Linked DNA regions of Homo sapiens: region 2 is linked to region 1. The links are chromatin contacts, found by Hi-C or POLR2A ChIA-PET in ENCODE. All regions are on one chromosome and are shown on one strand. Each heading gives the region's core, a stretch centred on a gene start or an enhancer-like site at or near the end of the contact. The rest is flanking DNA. Distances are from core to core; before and after follow the strand shown.

The links. Hi-C counts contacts between places; a loop is a spot of excess contacts on that map. ChIA-PET counts read pairs that join two places held with the same protein, here RNA polymerase II (POLR2A). Pooled maps may share reads with other maps.
Region 2: a loop to region 1 is called in a pooled map, with 2.4 times the contacts of the local background. The contact joins two enhancer-like sites. A Hi-C loop is called at or near these places in 1 of 168 maps with a recorded cell type or tissue (naive thymus-derived CD4-positive, alpha-beta T cell) and 5 of 50 pooled maps. POLR2A ChIA-PET finds 5 or more read pairs at or near these places in 8 of 52 experiments (Caco-2, OCI-LY7, PC-3 and 4 more).

The regions. Positions count from the first base shown.
Region 1 is chr11:57,402,413-57,407,845 of GRCh38, forward strand. It overlaps SLC43A3 (solute carrier family 43 member 3), which reads right to left. Exons shown (of 14, transcript NM_199329.3): 14 at 4,542-5,433. The coding sequence ends at 5,380. Among named protein-coding and RNA genes, the nearest start is that of PRG2, 14 kb to the left of the region's middle. Within about 2 kb of position 4,184, at least 10 of the 41 ENCODE cell types and tissues checked have a DNase peak (open chromatin) inside an H3K27ac peak, as active enhancers do.
Region 2 is chr11:57,473,992-57,479,424 of GRCh38, forward strand. It overlaps RTN4RL2 (reticulon 4 receptor like 2), which reads left to right. Exons shown (of 3, transcript NM_178570.3): 3 at 2,171-3,543. The coding sequence ends at 2,920. Among named protein-coding and RNA genes, the nearest start is that of RTN4RL2, 16 kb to the left of the region's middle. RefSeq lists enhancers at 174-253, 315-815, 1,989-2,817, 2,035-2,184 and a silencer at 2,505-2,974. Within about 2 kb of position 2,185, at least 9 of the 41 ENCODE cell types and tissues checked have a DNase peak (open chromatin) inside an H3K27ac peak, as active enhancers do.

The DNA of each region.
Region 1 (5,433 bases), core at 2,934-5,433:
GGGGCTGGCAGGAAAAAGGGCTCCTAGACATAACCACTGGGACCATCACTCCAAGCTTTGAATTTGGGGAGGACTGCTTGAGCCTGGGAGGTCGAGGCTTCAGTGAGCCATGATCTTGCCACTACACTCCAGCCTGGGTGACAGAGTGAGACCCTATCTGAAACAAACAAACAAACAAACAAACAAAACCACGTGGCAGGAGGAAGGCTCTCAGGGCAGAAAGATGAGAGCTGTGCCTGTGGGTTGTTTCTCCTGCTTACTCCCTCTCGCCCATTTTCCCTAGAAATCATCTCTGATTCTCACAGAATAGAAGTGTTCTTAGCAGCACCTGGGCAGGACCTGCCAGCACCTTCAGCTAAAGTACAGTTAGCACCAGATTATGGATAGTGATTAGCGGGTATGAGGTCATTCTCTGGAATATCCCAAGGTGCTCTTTTGTGATAAGCCCACTTGACAACAGCTCGCCTTCTGAGTGTTTTTATTATTTGCACTCTCCAATCTGCTGACCAAGGCTGCCCTCTGGCTCACCGTCATCTAGGACCCCCACACAGGCAGGGAAGGGGAAAGGGAGTAGGGGGTGGATGGGGATAAACAAGGCGTGGCAGAACCACGAGATGGGGTTGTGAGCAGCCATTTAAAATCATGTTTTTGGCTACTATTTGATTACATAAGGAAAAGCTTATGAGATCATTTAAATTATCACATACATCCAGTCAAATGACGGGAGGGAACATACCAACATGTTAACCATGATTATCTCTGAGTGGTCCAATTAATGGTGATGCGTCTTTTTCATGTCCCTCTTTATTTTCTCGTCTGTTTTAAATGATATCTTTCTTACAAGAGAATAAATGCAGGCTGGGCATGGTGGCTCATGCCTGAAATCTTGGCACTTTTGGAGGCCGAGGCAGGGGGATTGCTTAAGGCCAGGAGTTCAAGGCTGCATTTAGGTATGATGATGCTGCATTCAACCTGGGCAATAGAGCAAGACCCCACCTCAAAAAAAAAAGAAGAAGAAGAAGAAAGAAGAAGAGGAAGAAGAAGAAGAAGAAGAAGAAGAAGAAGAGGAAGAAGAGGAAGAAGAGGAAGAAGAAAAGAAGAGGAAGAAGAGGAAGAAGAGGAAGAAGAGGAAGAAGAGGAAGAAGAAGAAGAAGAAGAAGAAGAAGAAGAAGAAGAAGAAGAAGAAGAAGAAGAAGAAGAAGAAGAAGAAGAAGAAGAAGAAGAAGAAGAAGAAGAAAAGAAGAAGAAATGTAAAGTAAAGGTAATGTCTAAATGAATGTGACCTTGGGAGCCAGACAGACCTGGTTTAAATACCAGCCCCACAATGTGCTAATGGGTGAACCTGACTTTCTTCATCTATGAAATGGGGCTGATCATATGCACTTCCCTGGGCTGAATAGGCTTAAAAGGGATCATCACACAATTCCTATTTTATGCTGTTGGCTGTCCCTTACACGGCATGTGTTCTCCCCCTGATGGAAGGGCCCAGCTTGGCACTGTGGGGGTGTGATGGGGGCCAATTCACCTCCAGTTCCTCTCTACTGAGGCTGGTTACAGGAGAGAAGGGTTGCATTGGAAGCCCGTTGCTGATTGAAATCAAAACTTGTGAAAGCTCTGAGTTGCTTGCTTCCTCATTGGTTCCACTTGAGGAAGAAGTTGCAGGAGGTGCCAGGTACAGTGGCTCACACCCATAATCCCAACACTTTGGGAGGCCAAGGTGGGAGGATCACTTGAGTCCAGGCGTTTGACACCAGCCTGAGCAACAGAGTGAGACTCCCCAATCTCTATAAATAAATAAATAAATAAATAAAAGATTAGCCAGATGTGGTGGCATGCGCCTGTAGTCCCAGCTACTCAGGAGCTCAAACAGGAGGATTGCTTGAGCCTGGCAGGTCGAGGCTGCAGTGAGCTGAGATCACACCACTGCACTCCAGCCAGGGTAACAGAGTGAGAACCTGTTTCAAAATAAATAAATAAATAAAGTTGCAGGAGGAAGGCTCTCAGGGCAGAACGATGAGAGTTGCGCACGTGGTCACTTCTCCCACTTACTCTCCTCTCGCCCATCTTCCCCAGAAATCATTTCTGATTCTCACAGAAGTCTACTGTACACTTCCTGGGGAATCCAGGCATCTTTTCTTCCTTTAAATAACAGTTTTATTGAGGTATAATTAACATACCATAAGTCCACCCATTTTCATCACCCCAAAAGAAACCCCTTCCCCATTAGCCATCACTACCCATGGCCTCCACACCCAGGCCTACCCAATCATGAATCTACTTTCTGCCTCTACAGATTGGCCTATTCTGGAAATTTCTTTTTTTCTTTTTCCTTTTTTTTTTTTTTTTTTGAGACGGAACCTCACTGTGTCATCCAGGCTGGAGTGCAGTGGCACGATCTTGGCTCACTGCAACCTCCACCTGCCAGGCTCAACCAATTCTTGTGCCTCAGCCAACCAAGTAGCTGGGATTACAGGTGCATGCCACTACACTCGGCTAATTTTTAGTAGAGACGGGGTTTCGCCATGTTGGCCAGGCTGGTCACGAACTCCTGGCCTCAAGTGATCTGCCCACCTTGGCATCCCAAAGTGCTGGGATTACAGGCATGAGCCACTGCACCCTGGCCCGATATTTCATATTTAAATGGAATCATTAGCAGTTTCTTGTGTCTGGCTTCTTTCACTTAGTCTAATGTTTTCAAGATTCATCCGTGTTGTAGCAGGTGTCAGTACTTTTTTTGATTGCCAAATAATATCCCAAATATGGTACATTTCCTTTGTCCGTTCACCAACTGGTGGACATTAGGCATCTTTTTTTGGCTTTAATATATCATCTGTAATGCTAGCTGTGATCTGTTCAACCCACCACATGCCAAGCACTCGACCTAATTTGTAATCCTTACAACAGCCCAGAGAGGCATGTCTATTTCTCCCACCATACTGACAAAGAAGTGGTCCATCCAAAGTCACAGAGCTGACAAAGTAAGTGACAGAGCTGAGATTTCCAGAAGGGTTTTTTTCCACTGCACCACACTGCACCTCCCCCACCCCCATGTGTTTTTCTGGCTCCTTCTAATTGGTTCTGAGGCCAAAACAAGAATCCACTCATTCAACGATCATTCATTCAACAAGAATTAGCTGGTACCATGTGGATGGTAAGCACAGATTAATTAGAGCCAGGCGAGAACAGACCTTGCCTCCTGGAGTATGCTGCCCAGGCAAGGGGTGGGAGGGTCATGATGTGGAGGCAAATGCCAGTCACCAGGAAGGGTGTGACCAAGTGCCAGGGACTCAGACATGCTGGAAAGCCTGAGTAATGATTTTTGGAGAAGATGACATTTTGAGCAGGATCCCAGCAGACCAGATGGATTTCACAAGCTGAGGCAGGGTGAGCCACCCACGCAGAGGAACTGGTGCACACACAGACCCAGAGACTGGGAATCTTGGTCCACAGGGGTGGGCTCTGCCCCGCTGTTGGTAGGAGGTAAAGAGGGAAGGGGAGAGGTTGAGATCACACTAGTGACAGCCTTGAATGCCAGGCTAGCATCTGGATTTTTGTCCTGTGGACAGTGGGGAGCTGCTGAAAGCTTTTGAGCAGGGTAACAAGACCAAATCCATCCATTAGATTTAAACGCTGCTAATAGACACCACTAGAACTTTGGTGTCCGCCCTCAGACCCAGGCTCCTGGCCCCTGGAAATTACACCCCGACATCCACAGGAAGAAGGAAGAGCTGGGTTTCAGACCCTTCTGCATCTTTATAGCCCCAGCACCCAGGACAGGGCCTGACACGTGGCAGGTGCTCAATAAACATTTGTTGAATGAATGGATGGATGAACCTGCCTGCCACCCCCTGCCTTCCACCCCCATCCCCCTGCCTCCCACTGTTCTTTCCTAGTCCCTCTCCTAGCAAGGTGGGAATGAGACAGCAGGTGTGCCCCAGATTCTCCCATCCCACCCACCTGCCATCTCTCCTCCTGCACCCTCAACTTCTCCCTCTTTGCCCCCGTCCTCCCCAAGGGTCATGAGTAAACACAGGAGCAAACCCTCATGTGCTCCTACCATGTGCTAGGCAGTTGCAATGACTTTACATTCTCACAATCGCCATCAGAGATAGAAATGATTAACTGCACTTTGCAGGTGGGGAACTAGTGACTCAGAGTGGTTAAGGGGCTTGCCCAGCTGCTGAGGGGCAGAATTGAAACTCAAACTAGGAATTTCTGATTCCATCCAGCGCTTCTAGCTGGGGGTGTGTAGTGAGGAGTAGGGTTCTGCTAAAGTTAGTTAAGGATGTGGAGAGGAAGAGGAAGCAGAGGGGTTCCTGGGGGAGGAAGTCTCTGGGCCCACATCCCAGGACCAGCGGGGTGAATCATAGTCAGGGTTCCTGCCCCACCTCTGGGTCCAGCTGCCACACTAGATGTGTAGCCAGATTCCCTACCCTCTCATGCCAGGGTAGGGCCTCCTCAGAAACATACACATACACACAAACACACACACACACACACACACAGCCCCGGCCCAAAGCCTAGAGAGATGGAAACAGTAGTTGCCTTAGACACAGAAGCTTTATTTTTCTATAAAATTATTCCCGAGAGAAATTTTCTTTTAAATGCCCAAAGTAAATAACTTATATCCCTTCTTGAAAACATCCCCAAAGATAGTCTGTCAGAAATCCTTCGGTCAAGCAGGTCAGCTGGCTCCCATGGCCCTTGGGGTGGCCTGACTCTGTCACTATTCCTAAAACCTTCTAGGACATCTGCTCCAGGAAGAACTTTCAACACCAAAATTCATCTCAATTTTACAGATGGGAAAAGTGATTCTGAGACCAGACCAGGGTCAGGCCAAGGTCATCCAGCATCAGTGGCTGGGCTGAGACTGGGCCCAGGGAACCCTGTCTGCTCCTCTTTTTCCCAGAGCTGTGAGTTCTCTAGCCAAGGCTGCACTCTTGAGGGAGAGCCAGGAAGCATAGCTGAGGCCATGACAACCTCACTCTTCACCTGAAAATTTAACCCGTGGCAGAGGATCCAGGCACATATAGGCTTCGGAGCCAAACAGGCCTAAAGAAATAGTTGACACACTTCCTCCCCCAGGTCATCTCCCCTGGAGTCAAGGGTCTGCCAAGGCTAAGTGCAAGGAGACACTTCTGTTTTGAAATAAAGAAGTTCCACATGCCTTTGCTTTGAGTCTGTGTGATATCAATCTGCTTGGCAACTGAGATTCTTTTCTTGCTGCGCAGACGTCCTTGTGTGTCTTTATTTTGTGTGTGTGTGTGTGTGTGTGTGTGTTTTGCTGGGATAGGCAAAGTCTTTTGGGACACGAGGTCCTCAAAGGTGGTGGAAGATGAACAAAACCATCCTCGGGGCTGAAAAGTGAGGGCTTCTGAACTATGCAATTGCAGAGGGACTTTCTTTCCAAGTACGGCATTCCCGATATACCAG
Region 2 (5,433 bases), core at 935-3,434, 70 kb after region 1:
TCTGACCATACATCTCTGGGTGTGTCCTACTCTTGCTGACACTTCATAAAAAGAGGAACCCCATTTAGGTGTTTTGAGTGGCAGGGATTCCAAGCCTACCCCCTGGATGGGCCTGGAAGAGAACAAGAGCACCAGGCCATGGTGAGTCAGGCTGAGGCCAGGGAGGTGCAAGGAGCCAGCTGGAGGCCTGAGCCAGGATTTGGGGTGGTGGCAGCAGGGGGCGGAGAATGGTGGTGTCAGAGGCAGCCGAGAAGGTTGAGGGGGACGGATCTCAATGTGGCCAAGAGGAGGGCTCTTGGCACGCTCAGTTCCTGTAGCGAAGAGGGCGGAAGCCAGATGGGAGGGGGCGAGAACAGGCAGGAGCACAGGAAGGTGGAGGCTGTGGGTGTAGGCTGGGAGTCAATGCCCTCCCCCAACCTGAGGCCTCCGACCAGGCTCCTGGGTGGCAGGCATGGGGAGGAAAGCGTCTCCCCAGGCAGTGAGGGAGGGAGTGCCACAGTCAGGGAACAGGCCCCCTGGGTGAACTGGCCTGAGCAGAGTGGATGCTCCTGTTCTGAGACCCAGACCTCCTGGAACCTGCTGACCACAGTGATGCCCTGCACAAGAGGGGAGGACCTCAAGGCAGTGAGGTCAGGGAGCTGAAGTCCTGCTTCCCTCTCTGGCAAGCCCTTATCTCTTTGAGCCCCAGTGCTCTCCTCTAAAAAAGTGAGCTGGGCTGATGGGTGCCAAGGCATTAGCTCCCAAGTCAGCTGATCATCAGAATCCCCTGGTGAGCTGGTTATAATGCAGAGTCCAGGAATCCCCACTGGCCGTGGGCCACACACACCCGCCGCCCCCCGCTGTTAATTCTGAACCATAGTTCCAAGGTCCTTTCTGCACTAATGTGGCCTGATTAGGTGACTCCCTAGCACCAGGCAGGTGGGACAGCGCCTCTAAGGGGAGTAGTAATGCAATGTGGCTTCCTTCCTCTCCTCCCCTGCCGCCTCTGGGGGTGGAGCTGATGCCCCTCACCCCAATACCCAGCCTAGTAGCAGTACTTTGGTTCCCCCAGGGAGCTCCTCTTTTAAAGAAAAGGGACAGGACCCAATTGTTACTGAGCCCCTATTGTCATAGTAGCCACCATTTATTGATGGTTGACTATGCACCTGCCAGATACTGTACCCTTAACAGCATTTATCATCCAACCCTCCTTTAGCCTGCTGAGGGGGTTATACATAATAAGGAATATTGTACATACTGAGGAACCTGAGACTCCATGAGGTTAAAACTTGCCTAAAATAACACAGCTAGGGAAAAGGCAAGCTGGATTTTGAACTAGGGCTCTAAGTGCTGAGCCTGTGGGCTTCATAATTGGACCAAATCCCTGTGTGCTGGGCACGTGTCCAGCACTTCCCTCATATGATCTTTATGTGAACCATCCTCTGGAATCCTCAGAACAAACCCAGGAAGTAGGTATACTCATCCCCATTTTACAGATGAGGAAACAGGCACAGAGAGATGACTGGCTTGGCCAAGTTAAGAATAATGGCTAACAAACAAAAACAAAAACAAAAATTAAAAAAAAAAAAAGAATAATGGCTAACTCATGGAACTCATAGAACTCCACAAGGAAAGGTGTTCTAAGCACCTTCATACATGCTGCTTCATTTAATCTCTACATTATACAGATGAGGAAACTGAGTCACAGATATCCTGAGTGACTTGCCCACGGTGGCATCAGTTAATGACAGATCCAAGATTTGAAATCAGAAAGGCTGGCTCCCCAGTCTCCATACTTCACCAAACCAGAAGTTCTGAAACTCAAACTGTGGTCCTGCCAATGGCCACACTGGCTTCCCTGGGGAACCTGTAGACATGGGGATTCCCAGGCTCCACCCCAAACCTCCTGAATTAGAAACTCTGCCCCCCGCCCCACCCCGCTCAGAGATCCGCAGGGGATCCTAATACACCCGAAAGTTTAGGAACCACTGACCTCACCAATACCACTTTTTCCACAGCAAATAGGTTAGAGGAGGCAGAATCCAAATCCAGGATGCTATGAATCAAAAGGTCAACCCTTTCTCTTCTGCCACGGTGCACCCCCTTCCCTCCCCCGGCCAAGGCCCCAGCGGGGTCTGCACCCTACCTCAGGCCCATTCTCTTCTTCTGTGCCCCACTCCACCCCACCCAGGATGACTTGTTCGCGGACCTGGCCAACCTGAGCCACCTCTTCCTCCACGGGAACCGCCTGCGGCTGCTCACAGAGCACGTGTTTCGCGGCCTGGGCAGCCTGGACCGGCTGCTGCTGCACGGGAACCGGCTGCAGGGCGTGCACCGCGCGGCCTTCCGCGGCCTCAGCCGCCTCACCATCCTCTACCTGTTCAACAACAGCCTGGCCTCGCTGCCCGGCGAGGCGCTCGCCGACCTGCCCTCGCTCGAGTTCCTGCGGCTCAACGCTAACCCCTGGGCGTGCGACTGCCGCGCGCGGCCGCTCTGGGCCTGGTTCCAGCGCGCGCGCGTGTCCAGCTCCGACGTGACCTGCGCCACCCCCCCGGAGCGCCAGGGCCGAGACCTGCGCGCGCTCCGCGAGGCCGACTTCCAGGCGTGTCCGCCCGCGGCACCCACGCGGCCGGGCAGCCGCGCCCGCGGCAACAGCTCCTCCAACCACCTGTACGGGGTGGCCGAGGCCGGGGCGCCCCCAGCCGATCCCTCCACCCTCTACCGAGATCTGCCTGCCGAAGACTCGCGGGGGCGCCAGGGCGGGGACGCGCCTACTGAGGACGACTACTGGGGGGGCTACGGGGGTGAGGACCAGCGAGGGGAGCAGATGTGCCCCGGCGCTGCCTGCCAGGCGCCCCCGGACTCCCGAGGCCCTGCGCTCTCGGCCGGGCTCCCCAGCCCTCTGCTTTGCCTCCTGCTCCTGGTGCCCCACCACCTCTGACTGCGGTGCTGAGATCGAAGAGGCCAGTGTCCGATCCCCGCTTCCCGTCCACCCGGGGCTGCGGCTCCGGCCCCAGTCGCCCCACCTTCCCTGGCCTTGCTGCCTCCCTTTCCCCTCCCAGCTCCTCTCCTCCCCGGGGAGCAGGCCGCCTCTCCTTGCCTGCCCCCTGGGCTGTCCTGACTTGTGGCAGCCCCAAGAGGGCGTGTGTGGTGGCTCAGCCCTGCCCTCCCCAGTTCTGGCCATTAACTCTTCCCCATCCCAAGGCTGGGGTGGGGCCCCCCAGGCAGCCGCTGACCCGCACTCCTAAGGGCCCACAGCGGACACCAGAGGGGCTTTTGTCTGCAGAGCGTCTTCCACCAGCAGAGCCTTTGGAAGCTCCCCCAGGGAGCCCCACCCAGGACCCTTTGGGGGATGCCTCAGTCAGGGCCAGGCTGACCCTGACCCCTGCTTACCCTAGTCCCCTCAACCTCCTGACACTGGAGGAATACTTTTCTCCTAAGTCTACCCTGGACACTTTTTAGGGCACCTGGAGAGAACTTTCCTCTCCACTGTGGCCCCTGCGTGGTGAAGATCAAAAGAAGTTGTTTGGGAAAAAAAATTTATTAAAAAATTCTATTATTTTATCTACTGTAAGATTTGTTGACTTGGGACCCCGAAAGCGGGATGAGGTCTCAGAATGTAAGGATTGCAGGGCCAGGAGGGTTGGAGAAGGGGAGCCGTCCCCCGCCATCAAAGAGCTTCCTGGTGGCTGGAGGTGGTGTGCGCTCCCCCGCCATGAGGAGGAGCTGAAGCCCTGCATTCTAGGTGAGGCGCAGTGTGGCAGCCAAGAGTGGGTGCTGGTGGCACCTCTTCTCTTCATTTGTCCAGGGGAAGAGCTGCAGCCAACCCTGAGTGGTCTGGCGCCTGAGGAACTAAGCCTGGGGAAGACCTGCTGTCTGGTTAACAGCCCTCTTCCAGACCCTGTTCCTTCAGGAAACAAGAGCAGTTCTCCTGCAAGGAGGAGTCACATACACACTCCTGGTCACAGACAGCCCCAACATGGCTTTGGGTAAATGTGAACAAGGCACTGCTCCCTCAGGGAAACACAGCCCCATGCCAGAGCAAACACCTTAGCAAACAGAGACCAAGGCTGGGTTTCCGCGTACACTTGCCTCCTTGGCTAAGTGCCCTTGTGCAGTGCACAGCGTACACACCTGCACACAGCAACCCTGTGGGTATGTGGTCTCTCTCTCAGCTCCTGTGAGGTAGAAGCCATCAGGGATGAACCAGGTCAGAGAAGCAGGTTTCCAAACAGGCTAGAAGAGGGACCGAGGAACTCGGGTGATCAGAGGGACAGGAATCCCAAATTGGGATGCATTACTGGCTTGAGGTACAATCAGAACCTTCATCTTTCTGGTGTGTGGAAGAGAGGCTGGGGACTGGGAAGAGCTCAGGCTAAGAAGGACTTGGGTTGGGATTTAGGGGTGAGTCTCATCAGACTGAGCACTTGGAGAGAAGTTTGGTAGTTTGAATTTGGAGCTAAGAATCTAGCTTGGGCAGGGTGTGGTCGCTTGCACCTGTAATCCCAGCTAATTGGGAGGCTGACGTGGGAGGATCACTTGAGGCCAAGAATTTGAGACTAGCCTGGACAACATATCGAGACTGAGTCTCTTAAAAATGTTTTTTTAAGAATCTAGTTTGGAGTGGGGTGTGATGTCTCAACGTCTGTAATCCCAGCACTCTGGGAGGCTGAGGTGGACAGATCACTTGAGGTCAGGAGTTCAAGACCAGCCTGGCCAACATGGCAGAAACCCCGTCTCTACTAAAAATTCAAAAAAATTAGCCAGGCGTGACGGCGGGTGCCTATAGTCCCAGGTACTCAGGAGGCTGAGGCACAAGAATCACTCCAGCCTGGGTGACAGAGACTCTGTCTAAAAAAAAAAAAAAAAAAAAAAAAAAAAATCTAGCTTGGGAGGTGGGAATAGAAAGATAGAGGGGGCCTAGATGCTAGGGCTTGAGGAAGCAGGCTGAGGTTCTGTGATTCTGGCTAGGGAGGTCAAATGATCTTGAGAAGAAGAGAAGAAAGGAGAAGAAATCAGCATCTAAGCCTGAGGCAGGTAGACTCCGGTTAAGGGTGTGGGGTGGGCTGGGGGAGAGTGAGAGCAGCTGGTCAGAAACCCAGGGAGCTCGGAGTCTGGGGTCTTGCAGGGGCTTGTGTCAGGCTGGCTGTGAGGAGGTTAATGGGTTGGATTGGAGGGACAGCCAGACAAGAGCTCTGGTGGAGGAGGGGCTGCTGGGGCCTGGGCAGGGGGAGGGGAGCTGCTGGTAAATTAGAGGCAGGCTGTCCAGGTCATAGAATTATCATTGTGAAATATTCATGGGCCATCGGTCCAGATGCTATTTCAGAACAGTGAAAGCAAGAGGAGTGTGTGAGCCTCAGGAAGAAGCCTGAAGCAAAGCCACTCTCCACCAACCCCCACCCCTCCCACCACCAGCCCAGACAGACCCACGGACGCCCATCACGTGCACACCCA